3 separate regions of the Homo sapiens genome follow, and regions 2 and 3 are each linked to region 1. The links are chromatin contacts, found by Hi-C in ENCODE. All regions are on one chromosome and are shown on one strand. The core of a region is the stretch at or near the end of the contact, and the rest is flanking DNA. Distances in the headings are between cores, read along the strand shown. Region 1 holds the start of ZNF326 (zinc finger protein 326). Region 2 holds the start of GBP1 (guanylate binding protein 1). Region 3 holds the start of GBP5 (guanylate binding protein 5).

What was found. A loop is a pair of places that touch in the nucleus more often than their neighbours do. Pooled maps may share reads with other maps.
Region 2: a loop to region 1 is called in a pooled map, with 6 times the contacts of the local background. The contact joins the promoter of GBP1 here to the promoter of ZNF326 in region 1. A Hi-C loop is called at or near these places in 5 of 50 pooled maps.
Region 3: a pooled map shows a loop between it and region 1 (4-fold over the local background). The contact joins the promoter of GBP5 here to the promoter of ZNF326 in region 1. A Hi-C loop is called at or near these places in 5 of 50 pooled maps.

What each region holds. Positions count from the first base shown.
Region 1 is chr1:89,992,580-89,996,983 of GRCh38, reverse strand. It overlaps ZNF326 (zinc finger protein 326), which reads right to left and starts at 1,874. Exons shown (of 12, transcript NM_182976.4): 1 at 1,711-1,874. The coding sequence starts at 1,726. It also overlaps the pseudogene GEMIN8P4. RefSeq lists enhancers at 1,159-1,208, 1,090-1,655, 1,656-2,222 and a silencer at 1,429-2,068.
Region 2 is chr1:89,062,999-89,067,402 of GRCh38, reverse strand. It overlaps GBP1 (guanylate binding protein 1), which reads left to right and starts at 2,195. Exons shown (of 11, transcript NM_002053.3): 1 at 2,195-2,243; 2 at 4,150-4,358. The coding sequence starts at 4,169. The region is part of intron 2 of LOC105378841 (a long non-coding RNA gene); the gene reads right to left. RefSeq lists an enhancer at 1,899-1,998.
Region 3 is chr1:89,270,521-89,274,924 of GRCh38, reverse strand. GBP5 (guanylate binding protein 5) reads left to right here and starts at 2,065. Exons shown (of 12, transcript NM_052942.5): 1 at 2,065-2,473; 2 at 4,063-4,170. It also overlaps the pseudogene LOC100421401.

The DNA.
Region 1 (4,404 bases), core at 625-3,124:
ATTATTGTTTTTCAATTCTCCATAGAAATGGATTCCCTTATTGCCTTGGGTGGGGAGTGGAAAGAACTGTTTCTACTGCCCCACCTCCACTTTGTTAGCCTCTGCTATACCTTGGGTGTTGGCATTATCATCAAACTACAGCATGAAAATACAATAATATATTTTTTATTTTCACTCCCAACTCTGGCCACTTCAAATATTCATAGTTTTTTGTTTTGTTGTTGGTTTTTTGTTTTTTTTTTTTCAGACGAAGTTTGGCTCTTGTTGCCCAGGCTAGAGTGCAATGGCACGATCTCGGCTCACTGCAACCTTCGCCTCCCGGGTTCAAGGGATTCTTCTGCCTCCGCCTCCCAAAGTGCTGAGATTACAGGTGTGAGCCATCGTGCCCAGCCCAAATATTCATAGTTTAAAGGTATCTACATCAAAATGAGTTAAAGTCCAACCAAAACAAACAAAACCACGAGAGTGTGCTACTCTTAAGAGCTGAACTTACTATTTCAAAGTAACTGAAAAGTATCTACAAGAGGGCTATTCCAGTCCCCTTTCACAAATCTGTACCTAGATATGAAAGCTTTAATTCTTTGTTGCATGAAATGTTATGAAAAATCAAAAGCTCATCGAGTAAGACATATGCTGAGATCACACCTCATTTAAAGATCATTTTTTTGGTGGGGTTAAAAGTTTACAGCCTACTTAGTGAACTGGTTTTACTTAAGCATGCCTGGTTACTCAGGATTAAATCCAGTTTAATCACATAAGTCCTTTCCCATGTCTCCCTAATGTTGTCACTACATACCACTTTATCTTGACACCAATTCCAAGCAAGGTTTGAAAACAAAAGTGAAGACCAAATTAATATTACTTTGTGACCCTGTAAAAGTGGTTTAAAGAATTAGTATCTGAGACAACTGAAAAGTATTGCTAAAATACAGTTTATTTAATCCGTAAGTCAAACACTTACAAGGCTGTGTACAGGTCTAAATGTGAAGGACATTTGATGCTTGCTGTGCCAAAATTCTGATTAACTTAAATCCTACCTACACACGATCCAAAGAAAAGTGCTTTGGTTCACATAAATATTTCAAGTTAGGGATTAATAAGCAGGTAATTTTTGGTGATAAACACCCCAGTTTACTAACCAGGAAACATCTTGCTTTCCATTTTGCATAGATATTTATCTATACATATCACTTACAGACACCCTTTCAACTCATCTTAAACCGGGACAAACAGAAACATCACTGTGAACAAGCCTCTGAAAATTCTATCTGGCAAGAAGTAACCCGAGGCTGAGGATTAACTAAACGGACGGTCTGGGTCGCTGCCCTGTGGGGCGAATGCGAGACTAGGTGGGTGAGGCCGCACTCGCCCGTTTGCCCGAGACCGGGAAGTTGGAGACGTCGGGGCAATTTCCACTACCAGGGGCCAAGGCGAGTCTGGGGCTCCAGCCCGGAGGCTCTCGCGCTCTAGGCGCGTCCTACCGGACACCGAGTTCTCTTGTCTCCGCCGGCAGCGGGCGCCGAGCGGGCCGAATCGGGGCGCGTGGGTCCCCAAAGAGGCCGACTCCGGGCGCTGGGCCCGGGGCGGGCGGGCGGCCTCCGGGCCCGCAGAACAAAGCCCACACGGCCATCTTGAGACGGTAAACAGACCCCCTGCGTAGGCCACCCCGCCTCCTGCCAGCTGCGCCGACCAGCCAGAGGCAGCGCTTACCGTCCTCGAAGTCCATGGCAGAGGCTGAGGGCCGTCGGCCTTGGCGGCGCTAGGCTGAGCTATGGCCGGCGGCGAGCGTCCGCGACCCGCGATTCCACACGATCACTCCGCGCGACCGAGAGCGGCGCGCTACCAGCCCGGGAGCCGCAGGCCACAGCGAGGCTGGGGAGGCGGGGCCGACCGGCGCTACCAGCCCCATCGGCGCGGCCTGCTATTGGCTGACGCGGGCTGGTGGGCGGGCCCTCGCGTGGGGGGCGGGAAGCAGGTCCGCTGTCACGCTCGGAGGTGCTGACCCTCTGGAGCCGCTGACGGGGAAGGAAGGTAAAAAAGGAGCGCTAAAGATTGGCGGGGGTTGTGGGAAAGCAAGCCGAGTGTACGGGAAGGGCCGGCTGCGGCCCGCCATGTTTGAACCTGGCAAGAGCGAAAGAAGCCGGTTGGAATGCCTTCTTCCTGCCCAAACTAATAAAACCGCATGCCTACCTTTTGCTTAGTATTGGCTAGGGATGACTAATCATAACATTTGTAAGTACTTACGGGGTTTCCTCCATGGAGACACAGAAGTCTGGGACGTTTCTAGAAGCCTGTGGCAAATTTGAAAAGCAAGATACAAAATAGCGTATGGAGTCTGATTATCGCTATGTCAATAAATTTTCTTAAAGGACAAAGCACTGAAATAAAATGGAAATAATAATTCTTTTAAAAAATTTTTAAATTATTTTTATAGAGATGGGGGTTTTGCCATGTTGCCCAAGCAGGTCTCCAACTCCTGGACTCAAGCGATCCCCCCACCCCCAGCCCCGTCTCCGCCTCCCAAAGTGTTAGGATCACAGGCGTGAGCCAATGCGACCCGCCTGGAAAGAATTCTAAAACATGGCCTGCTTGGCCACCGCCCAGGATCTGCAAGCTGCGCGCCCACAAGTTTCGGCACCCATTTGGACTTTCACAATCGGAGATGGCAGTGGTGAAGGCATCAACATCAAAAGCTACCAGGCCTTGGTATTCTCATCCAGTATATGCAAGATACTGGCAACATTATCATCAAGCAATGGCTTGGATGCAAAGCCACCACAATGCCTACAGGAAGGCGGTGGAATCCTGTTTCAGTCTTCCATGGTTCTTCCTTCCTGCGCTTCTTCCCCAAAGCTCTTACGATAACCAGGCTGCGTATCCTCAGTCCTTCTATGACCATCATGTGGCCTAGCAGGACTCCCCCTGCAGTTCTTCACATTTCAGAGGGTCTGGGCAACATCCACATGGCAGCAGTAGGATCCAGGCATCCACAAGAGAAGACCAAGCCTTATCCAAGGAGGAAGAGATGGAGACCGAGTCAGATGCAGAGGTAGCATGTGACCTGAGCAATATGGAAATCACCGAAGAGCTCCGCCAGTACTTTGCAGAGACAGAGAGGCACAGAGAAGAACTACTGCGGCGGCAACAGCTGGATGCGGAGCGCCTGAACAGCTACGTGAACGCTGAACACGACCTGTACTGCAACACCCGCCGGTCGGTAGAGGCCCCAGCTGAGAGGCCTGGTGAGCGGCGCCAGGCCGAAATGAAGCGTTTGTACTGGGACAGCGCCGCCAAGATCCAGGCCATGGAGGCTAACGTGCAGCTGAGCTTTGACAAGCACTGTGATCCAAAGCAGCCTAATTACTGGCCGGTCATCCCCCCGAAGTTCTGAGCTCGGGGCACAGGGCACCCAGCCTCTTCCTCTTCCTTTTGGATACGCGCTCTTCATCTCTCCTTCTGTACATTTCTCAGGGAAAGGGGACTTTGTACTGAGGTACAGGCACGTTCACCACAGTCCCAGTGGGCCTGTCACGGGGTGGATGTACTGTGCCAGCCACTTGGAGGTCGGCAGGACATATTCTGTTGCCAACATGATAAATTTTATCCTGACATAAAATGATAATTTTGTATATATTATACTGGTTTTTTATGTTGTCAGTAACAGTTCAATTCATTAAAGTTCTTGCCTAGAAAAAAAAAAAAGAATTCTAAAACATGAACGATGATTCTTTTTGTGATGACTTTTTATATACACATGATTATGTGTTCTTCTATATCTCCAAATTCTTGAGCACTTTCATAATGTAAAATATATATTTGGCCTAAAACAAGATTTATTATTTATTAATGATTAGTGTTTGTTAAAAGTTCTCTTTAGCCAAATATTATGTTTCATTTTCTTTGAAGATATACTTAGTGATGCGGAGGTGGGGGGCTCTCTTGGCCATTTAAGTCAGTGGTTCTTGATTGTGACTCTACTCTGGAATCCTCCAGGGCACTTTTAGTAAGTGCCAATACTCAGGTTTCACTTCAGGGGTTCTGATTTGATAATGAACCAAAACTGTCACCAATGTTTATTTTCAAGACATTTAAAAGAGATGTTATTGGACTAATTTCTCTTCTGTTTCAGTAACCTGTACTCCTTGAGAAAATGTCAAGTCTAGAAAAAATAACTTTAGAGACAGGCTATGATCCAGTTCTGAATTTTAAGGTGCAAATAAAAGAGCTGTAACAGTTCACAGATGGGTAAGATTTGTGGCAGAAGAGTCATCCAGAGCTTGAAGGATGACCTATAGAAACACACACACACATACTGGATTGTATTATTGCCACTTTGGAAACAGTGTTTGAGACATGGACAAAGTTATTCAAACATTCAGGAATCTGGAAAAAGACAAACTGACA
Region 2 (4,404 bases), core at 946-3,445, 930 kb after region 1:
GTGCTGAGGAGGATTAGTATAAGAGGAAGGCATGCCTCTTGCAGTTGAGACAAGAGGAAGGCATCTGTCTCCTGCCCGTCCCTGGGCAATGGAATGTCTCGGTATAAAACCCGATTGTATGTTCCATCTACTGAGATAGGGAAAAACCACCTTAAGGCTGGAGGTGGGACATGCGGGCAGCAATACTGCTTTGTAAAGCATTGAGATGTTTATGTGTATGCGTATCTAAAAGCACAGCACTTAATCCTTTACCTTGTCTATGATGCAAAGACCTTTGTTCACGTGTTTGTCTGCTGACCCTCTCCCCACAATTGTCTTGTGACCCTGACACATCCCCCTCTCGGAGAAACACCCACGAATGATCAATAAATACTAAGGGAACTCAGAGGCTGGCGGGATCCTCCATATGCTGAACGCTGGTTCCCCGGCTCCCCTTATTTCTTTCTCTCTACTTTGTCTCTGTGTCTTTTTCTTTCCTAAGTCTCTCGTTCCACCTTACGAGAAACACCCACAGGTGTGGAGGGGCAACCCACCCCTACACTTCCAGGACAATCTGCAGAGATTTTAAATGGTTCAAATAATTTTGACAGATGTAAGAATGTTATGCTCTAAAAAGTAAAAGACTTTAAAGTAGTTTTAATAATAAAGGAGCTACAGTGTTAAGGAAGGATGATAGAAAGAGTTTAGATAAAATTATTTTACAAAGTATGAATGAGAAAAGACACTGTATCTGCAATTTATATACATCTAATATATAATTTTAATGTGTAAGTGAGAAATGCTTGGCCAGGCCTGGTGGCTCACACTTGTAATCCCAGCACTTTGGGAGGCCAAGGTGGGTGGATCATCTGAGGTCGGGAGTTCGAGACCAGCCTGACCACCATGGAGAAACCCCATCTCTACTAAAAATACAAAATTAGCCAGGATAGTGGTACATGCCTGTAGTCCCAGCTACTTGGGAGGCTGAGGCAGGAGAATTGATTGAACCCAGGAGGCGGAGGTTGCAGTGAGCCGAGATCGTGCCACTGCACTCCAGCCTGGGCAACAAGAGTGAAACTCCATCTCAAAAAAAAAAAAAAAAAAAAAGAAAAAGAAAAAGAAAAAAAAAGAAATGCTCACACAAGGTTGGGTCTGGTGGCTCATGCCTATAATCCCAGCAATTTGGGAGGCCGAGGCAGGGGGATCATTTGAAGGAAGGAGTTCAAGACCAACCTAAGCAACAAAGTGAAACCACATCACTATAAATATATTTTTAAATGAAATGTTCACTCAGGCTTTTTACTATTTTATTTGCTTTTGCTGTAAAATAGAGATAATGCCACTTATTCTGTATGCTAGAAGTCATTACTGAATTAGACATAAAACACAAACAGCTCTTAGAAAACAATCTATAAAAATAAAATCACACTATAATAAATTTAAAAATAAAAAACCTATAAATAAAATATTTCTACAATTTTTCACTTAGTAAATAAGCAGCATAGTGAAGTGGTTCAAGAAGAGGGTATGGGATCATGAGTGCTTGGGTTCAGATTAGTTACAGTGTTATGATTTTAGACAACTAATAAAGTCTTTCTGTGCTCAGTTTCTATAAAACCATGAGGAAATATTATGAGTTTTCAGTTGTGCGATTCATGTAAAGCCATCAGTACTGAGCCTAGAACATGAGTACAACACATGGAGCCCCCTCCTGGCTGTGTGCTGGGCATTAAGTGCCAGGGGTTAGGTGTTCATGAGTGTGTTAAACATGTCCTTTCCTTATGTACTGCACCTCTCAAAGAATAGGCAGCTCCATTGAGAGTGTGTCTATTATTTTAGGAAATTGTAGCTGAAAATTAACATGATGCCTCCTCATTCTAGGTTTCTCAAATTGACTCAATCCATGAGACATGTATCATTGTATTCAAAACCTAATGGGCATTTTGTTAGACAACAAATGGTCTCTAAGATTTCCAACAACAACAAAAAAAATTTGAAGCTTCTGGTTGAGAAATCTTTAAACCCTCCCACTGGCACACTCCACTAATTCCATTTATGGTAGTGGAGTCAGTGATTTGAACGAAGTACTTTCAGTTTCATATTACTCTAAATCCATTACAAATCTGCTTAGCTTCTAAATATTTCATCAATGAGGAAATCCCAGCCCTACAACTTCGGAACAGTGAAATATTAGTCCAGGGATCCAGTGAGAGACACAGAAGTGCTAGAAGCCAGTGCTCGTGAACTAAGGAGAAAAAGAACAGGTAAGAACTTTTACTACTTCTCATCAAGCAGCTTTCTCTCTAGCTCCAAAGGATCTCAGCTCAGTGATATGGAACCTATAAGGTTGTGGCAGGGATGGGAAGGAATTTATAAAGGTCAGTTCATTTTCTTAAACATCATCAGAACCAAATTAGGCTGCAGATGAGCCTGAAGTGGGACGCAGGTCAGATGAAATCCTGGTGTTATCAGGGACAGCATGGCCTTAAGTGCCACTACAGTGCTTGTGTTGAATTAGGCACCAGTAGACAGGGGCTAAACTGAGCATTTGAAATGTACTAGGATAGTCTTTCTCTTTGTTGACATTATCTATGTTGACTAGGGATATGATTACATTTCCATCGTCAGTGATGGACTGAATCCTGCTTCTATGCAGCTAAGAAATGGAAGAGTTACAAACGGGTTCTTTTCATGGAAGGAAAGAACAGCAAATGAGAAGCAGAGTAAGCAGCCCACTGACACGGTTAAAGACAAAGAAAAAACTGAAACTCAGCCTGAAAGATGAAGATTCATGAAAACAGTATACTTTTTATTACACTTGTGAACTTTGTTTCAGAATGGATTACTTTCTTTAGAAATAGTCCAGACTCACTAATTTCCTAGTGCCCACTGATCCCTGTCCCTTAGAAGTGAAATTCAACCCCACTGCTTCACTGAAGTGCTTCCAATTTTGTCTTCTTTTAGTAGAGAGCAGGGCCAAAAGTGTTTCCTCTTTAATTCTCCTGTAATGCATCTCTACAGAAAATATCTTTGCTTACTTTAACCTCTCCATGCACTCAGACTACTTTGATCCTGCCTTCTGCAAAGTCTTCCCCTGAATGCCTTGTCAAGACACTAGCCTCATTCATCACCTCTGGTCTGACAGCTCCTCTCTCTCTCTCTCTCTCTCTCTCTCTCTCTCTCACACACACACACACACACACACACACACACACACACACACATTCCCAGCCCCTTATCCTCCTCTCCACTCCTACTATTCCTCCTCTTTCTATTTCTCTTTCTCCTACCCTACCAAATGGAAAACAGAACAAAACAGAAATCCTAAAGCTGTATCGCTGGAAATATATTTTATTTGAACAACTTCCTAGGTAGCTCTCTTTATCTGCCTCTTGATCTTTTAATCCTTATTATCTGGAGGAAACATTCAGTATTTGCAATTTTGCATTCATACCCTCAGTGACTTAGAAGCTATCTTATCGTGACTCTAATGAAGCTTAAGTTTCAGGGCCCTTCTCTTGGACATGACCCTTAGGAGCCCTTGGAAGGTTCCCTAGCCATGTGTTTCACATGGTTGTATAGTTTTATAAAATTTGCAAAAGTATGTTACATTGTTACCACTTCCAGAATGGCAATGTGAGAAGCTTTGTCAATCCTCATTGCAGTGAAATAAGCATAATCATTTGAAGATGGAGGAAGGAACACATTTAAAAATCTTTGGAAATTTTTCTAAGGGTAAACATCAAACTATGAATACTGATTCACTGTGTTGGATGTTTATTCACTGTGAGAATTAATAAGTGAATCAATATTGAATTCCTTACATACAGCCAGGATGCAAATAAATCCTCTAAATCCTATTCTATCTTCCATTAATTGACTAGTGAAAATATCTAATAAGAATCCAAAAAGAAAGTTTTCCACAATAAACTAAATGAAATATTTGGGTCGTGAGAGTAGTTGAGTGTTGATAAGTCACTGTCATGCTAACATTTTTCATAATGAGCTACTTTGACAATACTTCCATAACTTTCTCAAATGATACAGATTTTGCCTCATCTCTTTTGCTGTCACACACAAAACTTTTGGCCATACTGGGGAATCTTATGATTCTCCCTTATAATTGCAAAACACTAGAAATTCTCATGTATTTCACCTCTTCTCTTGCAGACAAGGGAACAGCCTGGACATGGCATCAGAGATCCACATGACAGGCCCAATGTGCCTCATTGAGAACACTAATGGGCGACTGATGGCGAATCCAGAAGCTCTGAAGATCCTTTCTGCCATTACACAGCCTATGGTGGTGGTGGCAATTGTGGGCCTCTACCGCACAGGCAAATCCTACCTGATGAACAAGCTGGCTGGAAAGAAAAAGGGTGAGTGGCATGAGCAAAGCTCTGCCAAGTCCCTTCTGTCCATCTA
Region 3 (4,404 bases), core at 816-3,315, 720 kb after region 1:
CTTGTTATCATTCATCATGTACTAAGTGCCAAAAACTTTGTCCTTGCCTGTGAGTTAAAGTTCTCAGCTACTGAACCTACTGCGAAAGTAATAAACTTAGTCCTGTGTGAGCAGCTCTAACATTTCACAACAATAGACCTCAAAAATCATATGAGCTCTTCCCCTGGCCTACTCCCAAACTGGAGATGAATGTCAACGTATTTCAAGCTAGGTTTGAAATACCACATACTTTGAACAACTGTGAAAGATCTCAAATTTCTCTTCTAGTAACAACAACAATGGAAGCAGGGAGGAGTATGGCTGGCACTGAAAGGATTCTCTGCAGTTTCTAGGAAACATGCAGTTTCAAAGAAGTCAGGTCAAATACATCCAGCCTATCTACACTAGGTAACAGTTGGGCAATTCCCTTTGTCATCTGGCTTAGTCACTGAATTTCCTTTTTGGTTTCTATTTCCTACAGAGAACTTTCAAAAATCCCCCTTTCTGTTATTCCATATTTTGTATTCAAATTGTCTCCTTTTTCGAGCAGGGAAAATGGGGTGGGAAGAACAAAAACCCCAGGACTGAGTGAAGAAAATAAATGAGAAATCACCACAGTGAAAGTAAAAGACGAGAGTTCGAACTCAGCAAGTTCTCATCGAAGCAGCTTTCTTTTTTCTTTTCTTTTCTTTTTTTTTTTTTTTTTGAGACAGAGTCTCGCTCTGTCACCCAGGCTGAAGTGCAGTGGTGCAGTCTCGGCTCACTGCAAGCTCCGCCTCCCAGGTTCAAGCCATTCTCCTGCCTCAGCCTCCCGAGTAGCTGGGACCACAGGCGCCCGCCACCATGCCCAGGTAATTTTTTGTATATTTTTAGTAGAGACGGGGTTTCATCGTGTTAGCCAGGATGGTCTAGATCTCCTGACCTCGTCATCCACCCGCCTCGGCCACCCAACATGCTGGGATTACAGGCGTGAGCCACCGTGCCCAGTCCCTCATGGAAGCAGTTTTCTTACTAGCTCTAAAATACCTCTTCTCCCGATTTTATAATCAAGGTAATGAGAGGTGACGGCGTGCTGGCAGCCCTTGCAGCCCTCCCTCGCTCTCGGTGCCTCCTCTGCCTGGGCACCCACTCTGGCGGCACTTGAGGAGCCCTTCAGCCCTCCGCTGCACTGTGGGAGCCCCTTCCTGGGCTGGCCGAGGCCGGAGCTGGCTCCCTCAGCTTGCTGGGAGGTGTGGAGGGAGAGGCAGGGGTGGGAACTGGGGCTGCGCCCGGTGCTTGAGGGCCAGCGCGAGTTCTGGGTGGGCTTGGGCTCTGAGGGACCTGCACTCGGAGCGGCCCCAGGCAGTGAGGGGCTTAGCACCTGGGCCAGCAGCTGCTGTGCTCCACTTCTTGCAGGGCCTTAGCTGCCTCCCGGTGGGGCAGGGCTGGGGACCTGCAGCCTGCCATGCCTGAGCCTCCTCCCCTCTCCCGCTCCCCACCTCACCCCGCCATGGGTTCCTGTGCTGCCTGAGCCTCCCCAACCTGTGCTGACCCCTGCTCCACAGCACCCTGTCCCATCCATGGCCCAAGGACCGAGGAGTGCCAGTGCATGGAGCAGGACTGGCAGGCAGCTCCACCTGCCGCCCGGTGCAAGATCCACTGGGTGAAGCCAGCTGGGCTCTTGAGTCTAGTGGGAACTTGGAGAATCTTTATGTCTAGCTAAGGGATTGTAAATACACCAATCAGCACTCTGTATCTATTTAATCTGGTGGGGACTTGGAGAATCTTTATGTCTAGCTAAGGGATTGTAAATGCACCAATCAGCACTCTGTATCTACCTCAAGGTTTGTAAATGCACCAATCAGCACTCTGTATCTAGCTCAAGGTTTGTAAATAGGCCAATCCACACTCTGTATCTAGCTAATCTAGTGGGGACATGAAGAACTTTTGTGTCCAGCTCAGGGATTGTAAACACACCAATCAGCACCCTGTCAAAACAGACCAATCAGCTCTCTGTAAAATGGACCAATCGGCTCTCTGTAAAATGGACCCATCAGCAGGATGTGGGTGGGGCCAGATAAGAGAAGTAGCCAGCAGTGGCAACCCACTGAGGTCACCCTCCAGGCTGTGGAACCTTTGTTCTTTCACTCTTTGCAATAAATCTTGCTGCTGCTCACTCTTTGGGTCCACACTGCCTTTATGAGCTGTAACACTCACTGGGAATGTCTGCAGCTTCACTCCTGAAGCCAGCGAGACCACGAACCCACCAGGAGGAACAAACAACTCCAGACGCGCAGCCTTAAGAGCTGTAACACTCACCGCGAAGGTCTGCAGCTTCACTCCTGAGCCAGCCAGACCACGAACCCACCAGAAGGAAGAAACTCCAAACACATCCGAACATCAGAAGGAGCAAACTCCTGACACGCCACCTTTAAGAACCGTGACACTCAACGCTAGGGTCCGCGGCTTCATTCTTGAAGTCAGTGAGACCAAGAACCCACCAATTCCGGACACGGTAAGACTGGGGCAAGAGGTGGAAGAGATTTGCAAGATTCATTTGGTTTTAGAAACATTCTACAAAGGATAGGATGCAGCTTATCCTGATGTGGTATATCAGACCTCAGTAAAGAATAAATTGTATTCTTATCAGACAGGCAGCAGAATTCATCAAGTACCAGCTGTGTCTGCCTCTTGCTGAATTAGACATCAATGTGTGTGGTGACTAAACTAAGAGTTTGAAATGCCTTCAAATTATTTTTCTTCCTTTGCAATTTTATGACTTATTCAGGATCATAATTTCCACTTAAGTTACCTTCGTCCTTCATAAAATCTGATTAAACTGACTCGAACTTCAGCATGAAAGTTTCAAAAACTATGATAGCTATTATTTTCATGAGAAAGAACAATGAATATGATGCAATGTAAGTAGCTTGCAAACATTAAGGACAAGAAAAAAATGTTGCCCAGAGAGAAGTTTCATGAAAACAGTGATGTATTTTTAGTCATAGTCTTGTACTTTGTTTGAAAGTAGATTTCTTCCTTTAGCAATAGCCCTGACTTAATTCATGTTGGTTTCTTGGCATCTACTCACTTAACTAACCCCTTTTGTGTTGGGTTCTGCTTCTACTACTCTATTGCCTTTACTATTATGAATCACCTAATTTAACAGTTGCCCAACTGGATCCCTCAATACTGTCTGGCAACTGTTCACTCGTTGAAATTCTCTCCTTTGAATTTCTTACCATGACACATACTTCAAGCATTTTGTACTAGTTTGATTTCCATTTATATCCTTAATAAGAGCCTTTTCCTTTTCCTTGAAATTCAAACCAGAAACTATGCAAAATAAGCAAAAGCAAGCAATAACAACTACATATACAAATGCAGGCGCAAAACCCAAACTAGAATCATATGGCTGAAAACAGATGTTTTCTTTCAGAAATCCTTCCACTACCACTTCTGAGCATTTTCTCTTAGTATTTTTTTTTGGGCATTTTCCTTCTTTGCACTTTTTAAAATCTCCTGCAGCTCGCTCACTCTCTTTCATAAGCCAGCAGTTATACTGATGTTAATAAATAGTTGTTTATTTACTTTTGCTTTTTTAGAAAACAAGCTGAAAGAATTGAGTGAAATGCCAGAGAGATACAGATAGCCAGTTGTAGGGCTGGGGTTGGAAATCAAGTCTAATTTAAGGCAAGGGCAAAATGTGCATTTTGTGTGTGTATTTTGAACCATTCTTGCATTGTTTTTATTTGCAAAGGTTATAGGGCTCAAGCAGTTAGGGAGAATGCATCCCAGAACACTAAGTTATGAATAACAGAGCAACAGTTATGTTTGTGGCTTGAACACATTAAATCTGCAATAATGTTTTAGAAATTTGGCTTTACTAAAAGCATTAAAGATGCTATCCAGATGACATTGGGGACAACATGTCAAATACTATTATTAATGTAGATATACAATGCTATTGTCATTCATAAGAGAGTCTGAACACTCAGACACATTCATTCCCTCTTCCTTAGTGACATCATCCCAAATCATAAGATCTTGTAAGCTCTCAATATCTGCTTATAGATTTGGCTTATGTATCTTTTGTTTTTCTAGCTAATTGTTGTAGATCATCACTTCAAGGTGCCCATATCTTTCTAGTGGAAAAATTATTCTGGCCTCCGCTGCATACAAATCAGGCAACCAGAATTCTACATATATAAGGTACTAATACTACATTGAAAATAGATTAGAATGAGAAGAGACCTGCCATTTGAGTCTCTAAATTTGTTGCAAAATTGCCTCTTTCTGGGTCAGGCTTGCACTAGGCATTTCCTGACTCCCATGTCCTAGTGCTACACCATTTGCAAATGGATATCCTATTTTCTGCTGCCAAGCAGTTTCTGTTTTAATTTATGTCAACATAATGATTTCCAGGGCATTAGCTATGAGGAAGCA